2 separate regions of the Mus musculus genome follow, and region 2 is linked to region 1. A link is a loop called in an ENCODE intact Hi-C map of the cell type or tissue named here. Cell type or tissue: heart. All regions are shown on one strand.

Region 1 (8,000 bases):
GGTGAGGTTCGCAGGCATTTTCAGTTTTGTAAAAGGGTCCAGACGCGATAATGATGGGACAATAGACAGGACCAAAATAAACACGAAATGAGGGCAGGAGCAGAATGTGCTTATTTCACTACTCCCCTTAAAAGAGACACGGCTGCATGTTTAAAAATAAACACTAATTCACTGGCAGAGCCCCCCTTTTTTAATGAATCAGGATGCCATGCTTCAGTAAGGAAGGGACTCGCTCTCTCCCCAGCTCTGACACGGAGGTCTTTACTACACTCAAGTTTGGAAGTAGAGGGAAATTTTCTTTGCAACATTTCTGGCCTGGGGGGGGGGGGGGGGTACTCAGTTGAGTAATGCGTCTCTCACAAGCCCGAGGAGCAGGGTCCCATCTCCAGGAGACACATCGTCAAAAGCAGGCCACCACTTGTAATCCCAACAGCACTGGTCATGGAGGCAGACAGGTGCTGGACTCATGGGCCAGCCACACCATTGATATCAGGGAGGGCCTGCTTCAGTGAGAGTGACTGTCCCAAACAAAAACAGTGGACAGGAACTGAGGAAGACCCTGAGGTTGACCTCTGGCCTCCTTATGCACATACAGGAGAGGCTGAGGGAGATGGGGAGAGAGCCTGAAAATGCTACACTGGGGACAGAGCATTAACCATACACAGGTAACATGACTGAGGGGCATAGCAGTGAATGAGGTGATAAGGAGAGGGGAGAACTGAGGCCACTGGAGGCCACTCATTTCTCCTAAAAGGAGCATCGAATTCAGACTGCAGCTGAGCATCGAATTCAGACTGCGGCTGACTTGCTCGCTCTATGGGCACACCAGTGTATATACAGCTTAGTTGCCCAGATTTTCAAAAGTAGCTGACAATGTGCAATTTTTAAGTGAAATCTTTTAATTAAAAAAAAAAATCCAATGTTCGGTTTTTCACGTAGTATAAGACAAGGCAGACACACTGGAAGTGGAATCAGGAAGCAAAGCGCCAGCGTATGCTTTCTGCCTCAGTGTCTGTGGACACGATCTTACTGACACTCCTGAAAGTTGGGCTGGGCTGAGAGGAGTTGCTGTTTCTGGGAAGACAGTGCTCAGAGCTCACTGTTTCCAGTTCCCGGATCGTTGGGTGTCGGATCATACGGTCAGAAAAGGAGCTAAGGACTCAACACCCATGTTCAGACTCAGACAGTAAAAATGACTAAGTCACTACTTCTCCAGGCCTTGAGTCCTCATGCACCAATGTGGATGATCAGAGAGTGAGACAGCCTGTTTTCAGTGTCAGATGAGGCCCATCAAATATCAGAAAGGGCAGGCCACAAAGTTTTGTCATAGGAGCCTTTTAAGTTCTTCCAAATTGCTGTTCGGGTGAATTCTATCAATATTCACCAGCATAGCATGATAATGGGACGCTTAGAAAAGAGAAGAATGCATGCTAACATAGCAATGATGACTTTCTAAGATGTCGAACGCGTCTGTGTGTGTGTGTGTGTGTGTGTGTGTATGTGTGAGGGGGGTGGGGAGAGAGAGTATCTTAGTATTAGTATAGAGTTAGTTCAACTTGTATATACTTTGAGGGTCCTTGAGTCTTGTGACCACACTCTGAACCACTGATGTAGAGCATGGTAGCACCATCATGGCTGGATTGCATGCCACTGTGAACAGGTCTAACCCTGAATGGCCTGCTCTTCTCATCCTGAAGATGCTGGAGAAAGATGCTACTCTGTTCTCACTCCCACACCCACCCTTATAGGGCTCTAAAGGAAAAGCCCAGATAAATAAAAGGTTGTCCAAAAATTGAGTGTGTGTGAGCATTTGCAGTCCAAATCACAAGACAAGGCGACAATATTCTACACATTTACCACGGTACTGTATTTACTGACATCGTTTGTATCTCACATTAGCCGTCCACATCAAAGTCCATGGGGGTCTCACGCGCACTTGTTCTGGTTCCTCTCCCATGCTCCTGCCTTCTTTATTACGATCACAAACTGATTGCAGAGATGGACTAGATGCCTTCCTGACTACCACAGGGCAGCTCTGCCACTCCCTGGTGACACTGACAGCCTAGTTCCCTCTGTGGCCCATCTCCAGTCAGTGTAAGATGGTGGCCACAGATACCATCATGCTCTCTGACTCCCAGGCTCACTACTGTACATACAGCTCATTTGAACAGACATGGCTCCTCTTCTACCCCCCACCATTTGCTACTGTGAATTTGAACAAAACCACGAAGAATTCCCACAAGCCTGTCAGTTTATAATTGACTTGTTGTTGTTGTTCAAAAAGGCAACAACAAACATTAAGGTTTTGTTAACTTGTGTTTTGGGAGAGAATTCTTCATTACACACTCTAAGATCATTCTGTGCACACTGCTTTTTACACGGAAGTTTCCAGGGGTGGACAATGTGCAATTGTAAAGGTGAAAGTTAGCTTTCTCAAGTGACCTGGGGAAAGCCTGAGAGAGAGGCATCCCGGAATCTGAACATCTTTTCTAGGCACATTCCTGATGTTACAAGAGAAACCATGAGCCCAGAGCTCTAGGTCTGCTATAGATAACCTTGTTTTCTACATGATCCATACCAAAGTATCCTTGACAAAAAAGAAAGAAAGAAAAAACAAGGGAACATGGAGACAAATCCTGGTATAAAGGAGAAGAGTGGAAGCTGGCTGCAAACAAAAATAAAGAGTACTTGAATAAAGAAAGACTACCAAGGACCAAGTTGACCAAGCCCGGGGCCTTTCTCCATGATAGGGGTTTGCCCCCAAACCTTCCCATTGAAGATGGATTTTGTATTTTGAAGTATTGAGAAAACAAAAGAGGAATGATAGTGTTTCATGACAGCTGATGCTAGTATGAAATTCAAGTAAAGTTTTACTAGAACACACTCCTGACGCTAGTTTGCATAGTGTCCACAGTTCGTTTCCTGCTGACCCTGCAGAGCTGAGTATTAACCACAATACAAGGGAAGAATGGGTCTGAGGAACCCACAGGGTGCCAATATCTGAACTATTTATACTTTTATAGAAGGTACTAGAATAAAGATTTCTGATTGCATAGACATTTTAGCAAGACTGTAAGGAAGGAAAAGGAGGAACTTTATAAAGGAAAAGAATATACACACAAATATAGTATATGTGTGTGCAATATACACATTTAAATAAATGGTCCAATAAATTTTAGGAAGCTAAATCAGCCGCTGTTCACTAATGTCATGTAACACTCTTCTCCTATTGCCTTTTAAATGACAATTTATAGAGAAATCAATATGCAATAGTAATCTCTGAAAAATGGTAAGACCAAGGAAGCTAGTTAGCACTCTTATATTACTCAAGTTGTGTATGTGTGTGTATGTGTGTGTATTCAGTTTGTTAATGTGTTCTAAATATTGTCTTAACTGGATAAGTGCCCGTGAAAGAATACAGGGGATACTTAATTACCCGTATAAAGGATCAGAAACTCAAACACTTGCCAGGGTTACAAGCTGGGACCTGGTTTCACTCTCTCGCCAGAGTGGCCTACTGGAGAGACACATTTCAATTTGAATTATATATACATATATAAAATATATGAATAAAGAAGGAAAGACCAACTGCTTTCAGTCAAGCAATATGAACACAAGCCTTCTTCACGTGTTTATACAGACATGGACTTGCATGCTGATTCACTGGTCTGGGTAGTTACACATGGCCTCCTTTTCTGCTACTCTCTACGCTTCTGGAGGCAGAGCAGTGTGGTACCAGTAAATATACAAAGAATGAAGAACGTTTTGTTCCTAATGTTATACTAAAGAATCCAGACCAGCTCTATGAAAAATTCCTAGTAAGTTTGTTTTCCTTAGATAATAAACTATTTTAAAATGTGCCTGTTTATGAAGTAAGAGGGATGTATGCTTTGGTTTTAGGATACATGATATTTAGAGACCTCACAAAAATGTGTTTGGGGGACTGGAGAGATAGTTCGGCAGTTAAGAGTACTAGCTGTTCTTTCAGAGGACCTGGGTTCAATTCTGAGAATCCACAACTTTTTGTACCTCCAGTCCCAGGGGTCAACGCCCTCTTCTGGCCGTCCCAAGCACTGTATGCATATGATGCACACTGGTAAAAACACTGTTACATATAAACTGAAAGTAAAGATTACAATTTTTACAGTATTATTATATTAAAATTTTACTATATTTATTCAGTGCTTCAGTTGTTTCATATGAACATATTATTAAATACCAAGAGATTTTAGAAAATATAGAGAACAGAACTTGTGTGCATTCAATTCACAAATGTCTGTCGTGTGCCCAACAGTACATTTTATAATCAGTCTTAGAGTGGGTCAAATCAAATCATATTTCCAAATGAAGCCACTTGAGTAATGCTATAAAATAGCCTTCAAAGTTTCTACGTATGCTCCTGTCTTGTAACTGACTGAAACAGACAGAAAGTCTATAAAGATAAAGGGGTGTACAAAGAGAAAGAAGTCTTCCAGTCTGGGGTGCATTCGGCTCGTGTTTCTCACTAGCTGAATTAAGAAGTTAAGCTCTGGAAGGCTACATATCCATGAGTAAGGGCACCACAAATTCGACTTAATGAGCTTAATAAGAAAATAAAAATGGGCATAAAGTTGGGTATTAGGGAAGGTGGAGGTATGCCTGAGAGGAGTTGGGGATATGAAACATTGTTCATACATTGTATGAAACTTCTTTGTTTGTTTGCTTTTGTTTTTTGAGACAGGGTTTCTCTGTATGAAACTCTTAAGAATTAAGAAGATAAACAGGGAGAAAGAGCTTCAGTCGGACTGATAACATCAGAGCTGCTGAGAAGCCTGCCTGCGGAGACAACGCTCCTCGTCTGAGAGAGCTCTCCAGCAGGAGAGAACAGCTAAGAGCCACGCCTGAGGACAAAGCCATACGTGACTTCTGAGTTTGTCTGTATCAGCGCTGCTCTCTCATCCCTAAAGCTTTATAGTTCATACAGCACGTGGAAGGAGAGATACTTTAAGAGAAACACGTAACAGGGCTCATGTTTTAAACTTCAATTTAAAAAGTCTGCATAGTCATTGACTCTGTTTGAAAATTATACCCTTTGAACAATGTAATTTTGACAGCTAAGAAAAAACCATATAAATAACTATTAAGACACACTAGAACCCCACACATGTGCATTAAAATCTACAGCATATGCTACCTCTTTGCAAACCCCAACTTTGCTTCATAGTAACTCATTCTGAAATTCATTTTCGGGGATAAAGCCAAGATCCCGGTCTCCCCTAAAGAGATGACTGTCAGGGAAACTCCTCAGCAACACCGGGTTGAGTCTTTTGCTGCTGTTAACATAAAAACAACTTCTGAATGAATATCCAAACAACTAAAGAGATCTGATTTTGGCAGTTTTAGCACCTTGGTTTCAGTTGTTGCCATCAAGAGATATTCATTTGTCCCCCTGTCACTCCTGGATTACTAAATATGCAGATGCACTAGGCTGCACATGAGCAAACCATTGAGGGATGCTCTTAAATGCAGAGTGTGCATCCACGGGTGTTGGGCAGAATATGTCTAAACATCTGTATTACTAACAGTACAACAGATTGTATTGTTCCAACAGATGCACATGCAGTTCATGTGAGGAAAACAATATATCCTCTTCATAAACTTCAAGGTTTTCATCTGAACACCTGCTTCTGTCAGAAAGTTTTATATTCTCTATTCATTTAACAAATAACTTGCTTTTGCCCCAGCTAAGAAGCAGGAAACGGAACTTTCAGAAGTTTAAGAAAAGGACACAGAGAAGCTGTGGTGTTTAAGTGGAGGTCTGAAGTTGGTAACGATTGGCCTATCAGCAGGAGGAGCCACCCAGGCAAGGACAGAATCCTCAGGCGCAAACATGCCTCACGTGATGCAGCCACAGCAAGAAGTCCGCATACTTTATGCGGTACCCACTTGGTCACAATCCATGTGCCTTCTCTCTTCCATCGTGACTTCTGAGCCTGTTTTGTTAGTTCCTCCTTCTTCCCATCTTATCCATGAAGGCTCAAGCTTGATTTCAACTCTCTACACTCTCAGCTCTGGTGAAGCAAGCCAGTCTTGTGACTAGAAAGGGCCTGTCATAGACTTCTCTGAATTCTAGACTCATCTCTACCTGTCTATACCGCTGTCTACACAGCAAACAGCTCACAATTAACATGCCCTTCAAGTCAGCTGCCCTATTTCAATAGTGGGAAGGCTGAAACACATGAAACCTGCTGCTGCTGCTGCTGCTGCTACTGGTAGTGGTGGTGGTGGTAGGGGTCAGGGGTTGTGGGGTTGGGGGTGGGGGTGGTATGTTTTATACTAGGGCTGAACCTAGGCCCTTACTCATGCTAGAGAAACATTATTGAGTAATACCAGAGCCCCTTTTTCTGGTTTTGTTTTTAAAAAAAATCTCAGTAAGCTACTTAGGCTGGCTTGGAACTTACTCCCCATAGCCTGTTAATCCTCCTGCCTCAGCTTTCTGAGCAGTTGGAGTTATAGACAGGCATGTACCATTAAGGTTTTATGGACACTGCTGTTTTTTATAGGTCAGAGGTCTGCATAGTCCAACCAACTTGATGACCTTTGACATCTTTCTTTCCCAAGTATCATCTGTACAGCCCATCAGCAGTCATTGACCATCTTGAGGATATACTCAGAATTTAACCAAGTTTTACCCTCTAGTGGGACTACCACCTCCATCTGTCTCCAGATGACAGAAGGTATCTCTTGGCTCTCCTCCTTGCTTCTGGCTTTGACCTTGTACAGTACATATTCAATGCACATCAAATTACCAATCTCATCTGACCAACCAAATGGGTGGAACTTCCCAACGGAAAGGAAGATAAACGGACACTAAAGCACAGAATTACATGGGAAATGTCCCCACAGTCTCATGGATTTGAAAACTCAGTCCCCAAATGATGATGCCATGGTGGGAGGTTGTGGAACTTCGAGGGCCAGGGCAGCTGAAGGAAGTGGGTCAGTGCAGCACGGGCCTTGATGGTTAGAGTCCAGCCTTACTGCAACAGTAGACTCTGTGGTAGGCCATGATATAACAAGGCTGTTCTGCAAGAAGCTATCCGGGCTGCCATGTATCCCTCTCTCCAAGAAATGTGCACCCAAATCAAACTTTTTCCTCTTAAGTTGATTTAGATTTTGTCACAAAGATGATAAATGTGGCTAACACACATACATTTGTCTACCCAGCCATTACTTTGCTCAAAGAACAGTAATTTTAATACTCCCATTAGAGCAAAAACTGTATCACTCACACTCACACACACACACACACACACACACACACACACACACACACACATACACACATACACACACCCATATACATGAACTATAGTGTGTAGCCACCCTATTAAGTACCATCTACTCATTAACATAACATCTATCACTATTTGTGACAACAGAGTTAAGTAATGTACCTAGTACCCCCCCCCAGAAGCTGTCACAATTATCATATTGTCCTCTGGAAAATACTTGATAATGATTAATTTCTGAAAACAAAACAGTTGTTTGCTCATAGCTATCTAACAAGAGACATGGGTTAGATTAATAATGAGGCAGTGCCTAGTTGAGGCATGAACTTGGATACTGCTGTAATGGGTCAGACTCTTCTCTGTGGAGGCTTCTCTGTATATTGTTAGGCATTTAGCGGCATCTCTGGCATCTCCATGTTACATGCCAGGAGACTCATCCCCTAACCCCAACCCAACTGGCATAACCAGTGATGTCTCCAGGAATTGTCAGAAGCCTCCCAGGGAAGGAATACAGCTGTCCCCATAAAGAACCAGGGCACAGAGGTGGGCACTACGTAGTCCTCAAGGTCCATATTGTATAGACCTATGGAAGGAGGTGGGGAAGGTGTTTTGGTTTTTTGGTTTTTTGGGGTGTTTTTGTTTTTGTTTTTGTTTTTGTTTTTTTCAAGACAGGGTTTCTCTGTATAGTCCTGGCTGTCCTAGAACTCACTCTGTAGACCAGGCTGGCCTTAA
Region 2 (8,000 bases), 50 kb after region 1:
GAAAGGTTTGGAAGACAAGAGATGACCCAAATCATTAACGAAAGAAGCATATGGACCAGATGTGGACACGGCATCCTCCCCTTGTCCAAAAACAAGGGGACAGAAGAGAAGCTGAAGTGACAGCCCAAGTCTTCCTCCTGGTTCTCTTTGTGTGTTTTTCCTTTCGACTCATCTGAGCATGCCCATGGCATCGGGGTTCTGTCTATTCCCCATCAGGTCTACTTCTAAAAGCCAGGGACACACTCTGTTCGCCATTATCTAACAGGCTTACATGGCAGTCAGTAGGTAAGAATAAAAGACTTCCTGTTTTCCCTAGGTGTGGCTTTAGGTTGCTTATCCTGCCAACTCTGTGCTATGAACAAATAATAAACCTCTTTCTGCCTGGGTCTTCATACCTGGAAGAGATGTATACAGCATTTTATCCACTTATAAAAGTGGCGGCATGTTCTTTAAATATCTGCTGCACCACTCATCCCTCCTAAGGACTGATGCTATGAAGTTTAAATAAAGCAGTGCTTATAACCCCCGTGTACAGTGAGCATCACCCCAATAGATGTTTATGCTTGCTTTTATTGCCATCTAGTATGAGAAGCAAACTTAATTATAATTATCAGATTTTTGTGCAAGCTTATGATAAAAGATATTAGCTTCTGGGAACAGAAAAAAAGAACATTTGCATCTATCAGACTCCAGGGGAGGCATCAGAACTTATCCTTCCTCTTAACTGCAAACCCCAGTACCGTGTTTACCTTCCTACCAAAGACAGAAGTCCTAAGGCCCCTGGCCATCTCTGTGCATAGCCTAAGGACAAAACACTTCACAAATGACCGGATGTGCTACAAGATAAAGGTCTGAGTCACACTCTCGTGTCATCCCCCAAGAGATCCTAGAAGTTTATTTATTTTCCATATAGAAAACTGGCTCAGTAAATTATAATAAATCACAAAATTTAATACCATGTATCTACTAAAACCCCATAAAATAAGACTATTGATATGAATAAAACTATACAATAAAATAATGTTTTAATCAAGGTGGAAATATCTACGTAGTGTCCAATTTTTAAAAACACATTCTTGACAAGAAATGCATAATTAAAATTCATTATTATTATTATTATGCTCTAATAAAATTATATTGAAAGGTTAAAAATAAGTTATTTATTTTGTTTCAGAAGCTTCCTTGACATGTAGTTGTCCAAGGAAATCAAAAGTGGAAAAATTCACATAGACAAAGGCTTTTACAGATTTAAAAATATCCTAAATCACCTATTTTTTTTAAAATAATAATAACTATGGTTAATTAATAAAATATGAACTCATTAACACATTACATTATTTCCTTGAAAATGCGAAATGAACAACAAAGTAGCATACACGCGCAGTAAGTATGAATCATAAAGTCAGATTCCAAAGTGGATTTACAGGCTGATTGGGGCTTATAAGCTCAGCATGTATGTGGAAATCCACAAAGCACCTAGCAGGGAATGATGTATGGGGCAAACACACTTGCCCGAGTGGGGATGAACTTAGGAAAATCAATTTTCTTTCAGCTTTTCTCCTTTAAGCTATAATAACGCCAAAGTATTTTTTCCAGTGGCAATATATACAATAGACACTAACTAAAGAAAATGACAGGTGATCAACCTCACCACGAGGCTATTAGAAAGGAGACTAGAGCTCTCAGACACTACTTTAACTATAGGAAGAGACCACGGCACCCCTGAGTGACTTCAGTAGCCCCCAAACCTAAAACATCCTCCCATTTCTTCTGTTTTCCCCGGCATTCCCTACAGACATACAGGGAACACTGACCAAGCAGCGTATATACTTTGCTTATTATCTTAACATTGTAGACTCATTCACACAATCAAAATGTTCCCTAGCCATTGCTCTGTTAGCCTAAAACCACTCACTAGCACAGAATCTGCTAAAATGAGCATCTAAAGAAAATGTATTTCCCATTTTAGAGTAGCTCTTCAAAGCTCAAATGTACTTTCCTAAACCGAGAAAGATTGGGGGTGGCTATTTAAAAATAAATAAGTGGTCTTACTATTCAGAGCCTGTCAGGTCCCAACATTCTCGGAGAGAATGATCCTTTTGATAAAAACAAGAGCAAACCTTTGTGCAGGAGCAAAAGGAGCTGTGGCATAATCGTGCTAATTAACTGCACAAGACGCGTCACTGGCTGCAATACCAGGGGGAAAATCCTTTCAATTAATAGTAAAGCATCCTGGAGACAAATTAAAATGACTAGTTAGCAAGCTCACTAAGGCTTCATGCTTCAACCACAATAACAACATCATTTAAAGTATCTTCTATAATAGTCTTATCAGGAAAAAAATAATACTGACCTATACAATAGAACGGAACAAACACAGGGAAACCACATGAAAGAAACAATAGCAAGCATATTTCATATGTATATAAACAGAACAAAGCTCAGCTAATTGACAGCTGAATAAAGGTTTCTAAAGGGGATAGCGCAACAGAACTCTGTGTGCACACACACGCGCGCATTCTCTCTCTCTCTCTCTCTCTCTCTCTCTCTCTCTCTCTCTCTCTCTCTCTCTCTCTCTCTCTCTCTCGGCTATTTCCACATTGTGAGACATGACTACCAGATTCTTAGCCTGGCTCACCATCTTTTGAGTGTCCACTTCTCTTAGAAGTAACTGAATCTGTAATTATCTCCTCATAGACAAAGACAAAAGTGCCAGTTTGTGAAAGACTGGGTAAGAGTTAGTAAAGAATGCAAGTTCATGTAAGGGATATTCCAAGGGGCCAGAATGACTGCTTTTAAAAACGAGGACTTACTGACCACGCCACTAGTGACACACATGGAGATGTCCAGTGTGTCTGATTTTAATTGCTGACTAAGCTCATCCTTGGACCCATGAACCTGAGCTCTAGCTAGTTAATCCTAATTCCGTGAGTATGATTCCTTTTAACCTGATTATGTGAAGTTCATTGATTCAACAAATAGCTGTTGCTAGGTGCTGGGACACCTAGCTCCCAACCCCATGGTGAAAGCCCTGGCCAGATTAATTCTTCCCAGATGCCTCATGATGTCAATTATCTGGACCGCTAGCTTCTGATCGAGTGCTACATGGAAAGGTGCACCCCTCTCCCTCAGAAAGATAAACCCACAGGCATGGCCACAAGTATGCTGACACCTCCCTGACCCTGGAGCTGAACTCGTTCCCTGAGTGTGGGGCTTGCTCCATACTAGTCAAGGAGGGCCACAGAGTGGACTCGAGTTCTCCTTCAGCCACTGTTGAGGAATGTGAGCTTTAATGAGCCATTCAGCCTCCCAGAGTGTTCCCCAAAACTACCCCTAGACACTGTGGGGACAGAGTGAGTAAATGTTAAATTGTTCAATGCAGCAGTTGGAATACAGTATACTGGCAAGGGGTGGACCCTCCGTGTGGTCTCAGTTCCCACCCCTTTTGATGAATTTATATTTTTAGCTTTCAAAGCCTCCTCTATGATGGTAAAGGGCTACTGGACAGGGTTCTGTCTTACAAGGCATATTCCTAAGTCCAAATAGTTTATTCCTTTAGCTTTACTGACAGGTTAAAAATATCAGTAACTTGCAGGGCAGTGGTGGCGCACATCTTTAATCCCAGCACTTGGGAGGCAGAGACAGGCGAATTTCTGAGTTCAAGGCCAGCCTGGTCTTCAGAGTGAGTTCTAGGACAGCTATAGCTTCACAGAGAAACCCTATCTTGAAAAACATATATATATATATATATATATCTCAGTAACTCTATCAGGTCCCCAGAATCTGGCCAGCATCACCTGCCAATCCCTTACCTGACTATGATGCCAGGACCTCATTGTAAGACCAGATAAGTCAATCTCTAGGAGTAAAACCATGAAATGGAACATGCCAGTGATCATAATTTGGTGTCAAATACTGAGGATTTTCTTCTTCCTTTTAAACAATTTTTAGTCAATAATTGAAATTTTTCTAATGGCATGGTACTATTAGACGTTTGGGACAATCTGGAGTCCAAACTGGCTTTGGAGATTTATGCTTTTCATTTGCACATAAGGAAGAAACTTTACAAATTAAGAACCCTCAGCCATATGGAATTCAAACTTGACATTTTTATTTAACCAATACCAAAAGCCCAGTTGGTAGGTAGAGAGTAGAGACAGCATTCAATACTCTCTATATTCTCTAAGTTGGACCACCAGATATCAGGCAACAGTAAGCTCAAAAACAACTAGATTGAAAGTCAACAGAACCATAATTCAGCTGACAGTACATCACATTCTCAAAAGAGTACACATAGTGTGATGCCCTTGGGCACAGGGAAAACAAGTAGAATATTCCATTATATACATTGATCTCATTTTCACTTTCTATTTGTATAACTTAGCTCATTTAGTATATTATTACAGTGGCATAGTCATGTAATTGACAAAGTATGGCTATGCTGACAAGATTTACTTTAAACTGATGAAGAGGGATAAAAACGATACTTAGAGACCTTTACAATTAACACAGAGATGACGCTGTCCCAGGCACTTCAACACCAGACTGGGTTGAGATTGGGATCTTCACTGCTTCACAAGTGTTTCTCATTCCTATGTCTTTCAAGTGGAACTGCCAGTCTCTTGTTAACAAGACACCACACACCCTAACCTGCCCTCCCAAGCACTTCCCACTTAATCTTCTATTCAAATTTATTCTTTATCCCTTCATAAAACTATATTCTATTTCTCCTTCTTTGGAAGATTCCCCACCCCTGATATCTTACTATCTACCTAATCTCTGCGGATGCTATGAATGATACACAATTTAAAGCTTAAATGCTAACATCTAGAAGTAAGAGGAAACATACAATGTTTGCTGCGTAACCTCACTAAGGGTCATTGCTCTATCCACTTATGTGTGAATTGTATAATTTCATTTTACTTGACAGTACCAGGACTGGGCTACATCTTTTTGAGTCATTGGCAAAAGGAGTCCCACAGATGCCTCCCCAAACCAACACTATAGGCTATTGCCAATCTGATCAGTTACACTTCACAACCTGACAGTAAGACCCTATTGCCAAAGCAGCATATATTCCTGTCATCACGTATGGAGAGGTTGAGCTAGTGATGAGCTGGAAGCCTTACCCTTACTGAGTAGCATTAGTGGTCCAGGGCAGTGTTGTATATGTTACCAGAGAAGATAAATAACCATCACTCTCAGTCAGCTACAAACCCTGTGAGCTAGAGCAGAGATCTGTCTATAAAGCAGATCACTGGAACAAGAGTGTGCCATGTTATCAGAGTAGCCAGACATTTTTAAAATTGGATTTAAGGCCTACTTCATGAGATAAAACTCCTATGTGACACTACTGAGTGGAGGCCAAAGGTTTTAGATATCTTCAGACAGAGTTAGAGATGATTGTGAGCTACCTGGCTTGTATTCTAGAAACTCGGGTCTTCTGTAAGAACACTCTTAACCTTGAAGTCATCTTAGTTCCATACTCATCAATTCTTGCTCACTCTGTCCCATATGGATTCTCATTCACACCTAGCTATAAGCAAGAACTTTTTAGCTAGGCAGTGATGGTGCATACCTTTAATCCCAGCTCTTATGAGGCAGAGATAGGAGGACCTTCATGAATTTGAAGCCAACCTGGCCTACAGAGCGAGTTCTAGAATAGCCAAGGCTACACAAAGAGACCCTGTCTTGAAGAAAAGAACAAAAACAAAAAAGAAGAACTTTTTAAAGGCATAAAGTTATTCTATAGCTACTGACACAATTCCCCAGTTATAAATCATGTTGTCTCTTGTCTAGACAACATTGTACTAGTTTAACAAATATTTAAAAGCTTCAGGTTATAATAGTTAATAATCACTGCATGCTTAGAATATATCCACCAAGACCCAAAGATTATAACACCAGATTGAAATCCAGATAGGCACATTATCATATAAGAACTGGTGAATGGGCCGGGCGGTGATGGCTCATGCCTTTAATCCCAGCACTTGGGAGGCAGAGACAGGCAGATTTCTGAGTTCGAGGCCAGTCTGGTCTACAGAGTGAGTTCCAGGACAACCAGGGCTATACAGAGAAACCCTGTCTCAAAACAAAACAAAACAAAACAAACAAACAAACTAAAAAAATAATTGGTGAATGGGTGTACCTGATGCAGTAGAGAGGCAGCCATGCAAGTAGCCACCAAGGCTTACTGTGCCCACCCGTTAAGTATGGCCCACTTAGCATCCTGTGCCACCAATTTCACCTTGCAAAGCCAACATCTCTTACTTTCAGCTCACGAATGCACAAGGCAGGCCTAGCTAATCAGCCTATCTGTCCTCTATCAACAGGGTCAGAAAGGAACCTTACAGTGGTACAGTGGGTTCCATTTCTGACTAGAACTGTAGCGGTAAGATAACTCTCCTTGACAACCAGAAATCTAGCAGGAAGCGAACACTGAGTTTCGTGCATCTATCTCAGACTAGAAACAAGAATGTGAAGTACAAAACAGTAGCAAGGGCTGCAGGAACCAAAGAACAAAAGGGAGAGCACTGTGTCCAGACAGCACTAAAGGGATCAAGCCATCCCTGAAGTCTGCGTAACTCTGGACTACCCCTAAACATTGGTTCAGAAAGGCCGACCCATCTCTACTCTAGCTCAAGCTTGTTTTGATATGTCTTAGAATTCCACAACTGGGAAATAAGAATATCGCATACCAAAACTTAACTAGATTCAAATCTATACAATAAGTCACTGATCATCTGTCCAGTTAGAATAGGCATTCAGAACAGAAGCTGTGAAGCTTCACATTAAGTTTTACAGCTTCAGTATAGAATATATTTTATGCACTTGTCCACTACCAAAATCAGAAACTCCATGATAGGATTAGAACTAGAAAAAATATGGAATATTACTCAGCTCAAACAACAAACAAAACAAAACAAACCTGAAGTTAAAAAGTCTGTGTGTGTGTGTGTGTGTGTGTGTGTGTGTATGTATCTGTATGCGCTGTGCGAGATCACGCAATCTCAGGAAATAAATAGAATATTCTTATTCTTTCTCATATATGAAATCTAGCCAATATTTATTGGCAAACAAATGAACATGCAAATAGTGTACAGTCTGGTGTACAAGAAATCTTAGCAGCTCTCTAAAAGAGAAATCAGCATTTAGCCCATAATGTGATGGTTATGCGTCCCTTATCTAAGGTGCTTAAAGGGGACATGGGTGTCAACCAATTCTATAAAATTTACATTTACATGCACATAATGAGAAACCTTGAGGGCAGAACCAACTATACACATGAAATCCATTCATGTACCCCTTATACATATCGACTAGAGGTCATCTTATATAATAGTTTTAGCTAAGCCCATTTTTGATGGCAATTTGTCTGAAGAGGTCAAGTGTGAATTTTTCCTTATGACATAATAGTATTCAAAAAGCTTTGGATTTCAGAGCACTGCAGATTTTCAACCTGTCCTTCCTTCTACTGGCTTTAGCTAGTCACACTGCTACCGGTCTTGCCCAGCTTTTCATGAACTATGATGGCTACATGCCTAAAGCTGGTCAACGATGCTTAAGAAGCAATGTCAGGTGGTGGCTCCAGGAACTGAATAGACACTTGTCCTTGAAGCATCTGCCGTGGTGTCTCCTGTCATGTGGCTGTACTGGCTGGAGTTCTGGGAGTCACTGTGGGCCATAAGGATGAGCAGGACTTAAAAGTCTAGTAATGTTTGACCCTTTAGCCCTGCGGAAGTTGGTTCCATTGACAGCAGAGATGATCACATGTTTTGTTTTGTTTTTTCATACTGTATACTTTCCGGCACACAGACAAGTGTTTGTTCAATGAGTAAATTTGGTATCTCTCTTCTAGCAAACACTCCACTTCATGGAATCATCGATACCAGAACCTGAGTTTTAGGAGCGCTTCGGTCAAAGGATAGACATGCTTGAGTCATCTAGTGACCAAGAACTTTGAGTCCTATGAATCACCAATATTTCTTTCCTTTACAGAA

Evidence for each region. Hi-C counts contacts between places; a loop is a spot of excess contacts. Peaks named below come from ENCODE experiments on the same cell type or tissue, not always from the same donor. Only the 100,000 strongest peaks of a DNase experiment are listed, where the experiment ranks them.
Region 2: a loop joins it to region 1, with 2.0 times the contacts of the local background. A loop is called at or near these places in 3 of 42 quality-filtered maps.

Annotation. Positions count from the first base shown.
Region 1 is chr6:97,982,664-97,990,663 of GRCm38, reverse strand. The region is part of intron 2 of Mitf (melanogenesis associated transcription factor); the gene reads right to left. Among named protein-coding and RNA genes, the nearest start is that of Mitf, 180 kb to the right of the region's middle. In heart, no CTCF peak of the experiment used is centred here; no DNase peak of the experiment used is centred here.
Region 2 is chr6:97,932,571-97,940,570 of GRCm38, reverse strand. The region is part of intron 1 of Mitf (melanogenesis associated transcription factor); the gene reads right to left. Among named protein-coding and RNA genes, the nearest start is that of Mitf, 130 kb to the right of the region's middle. In heart, no CTCF peak of the experiment used is centred here; no DNase peak of the experiment used is centred here; H3K27ac peaks cover 220 bases.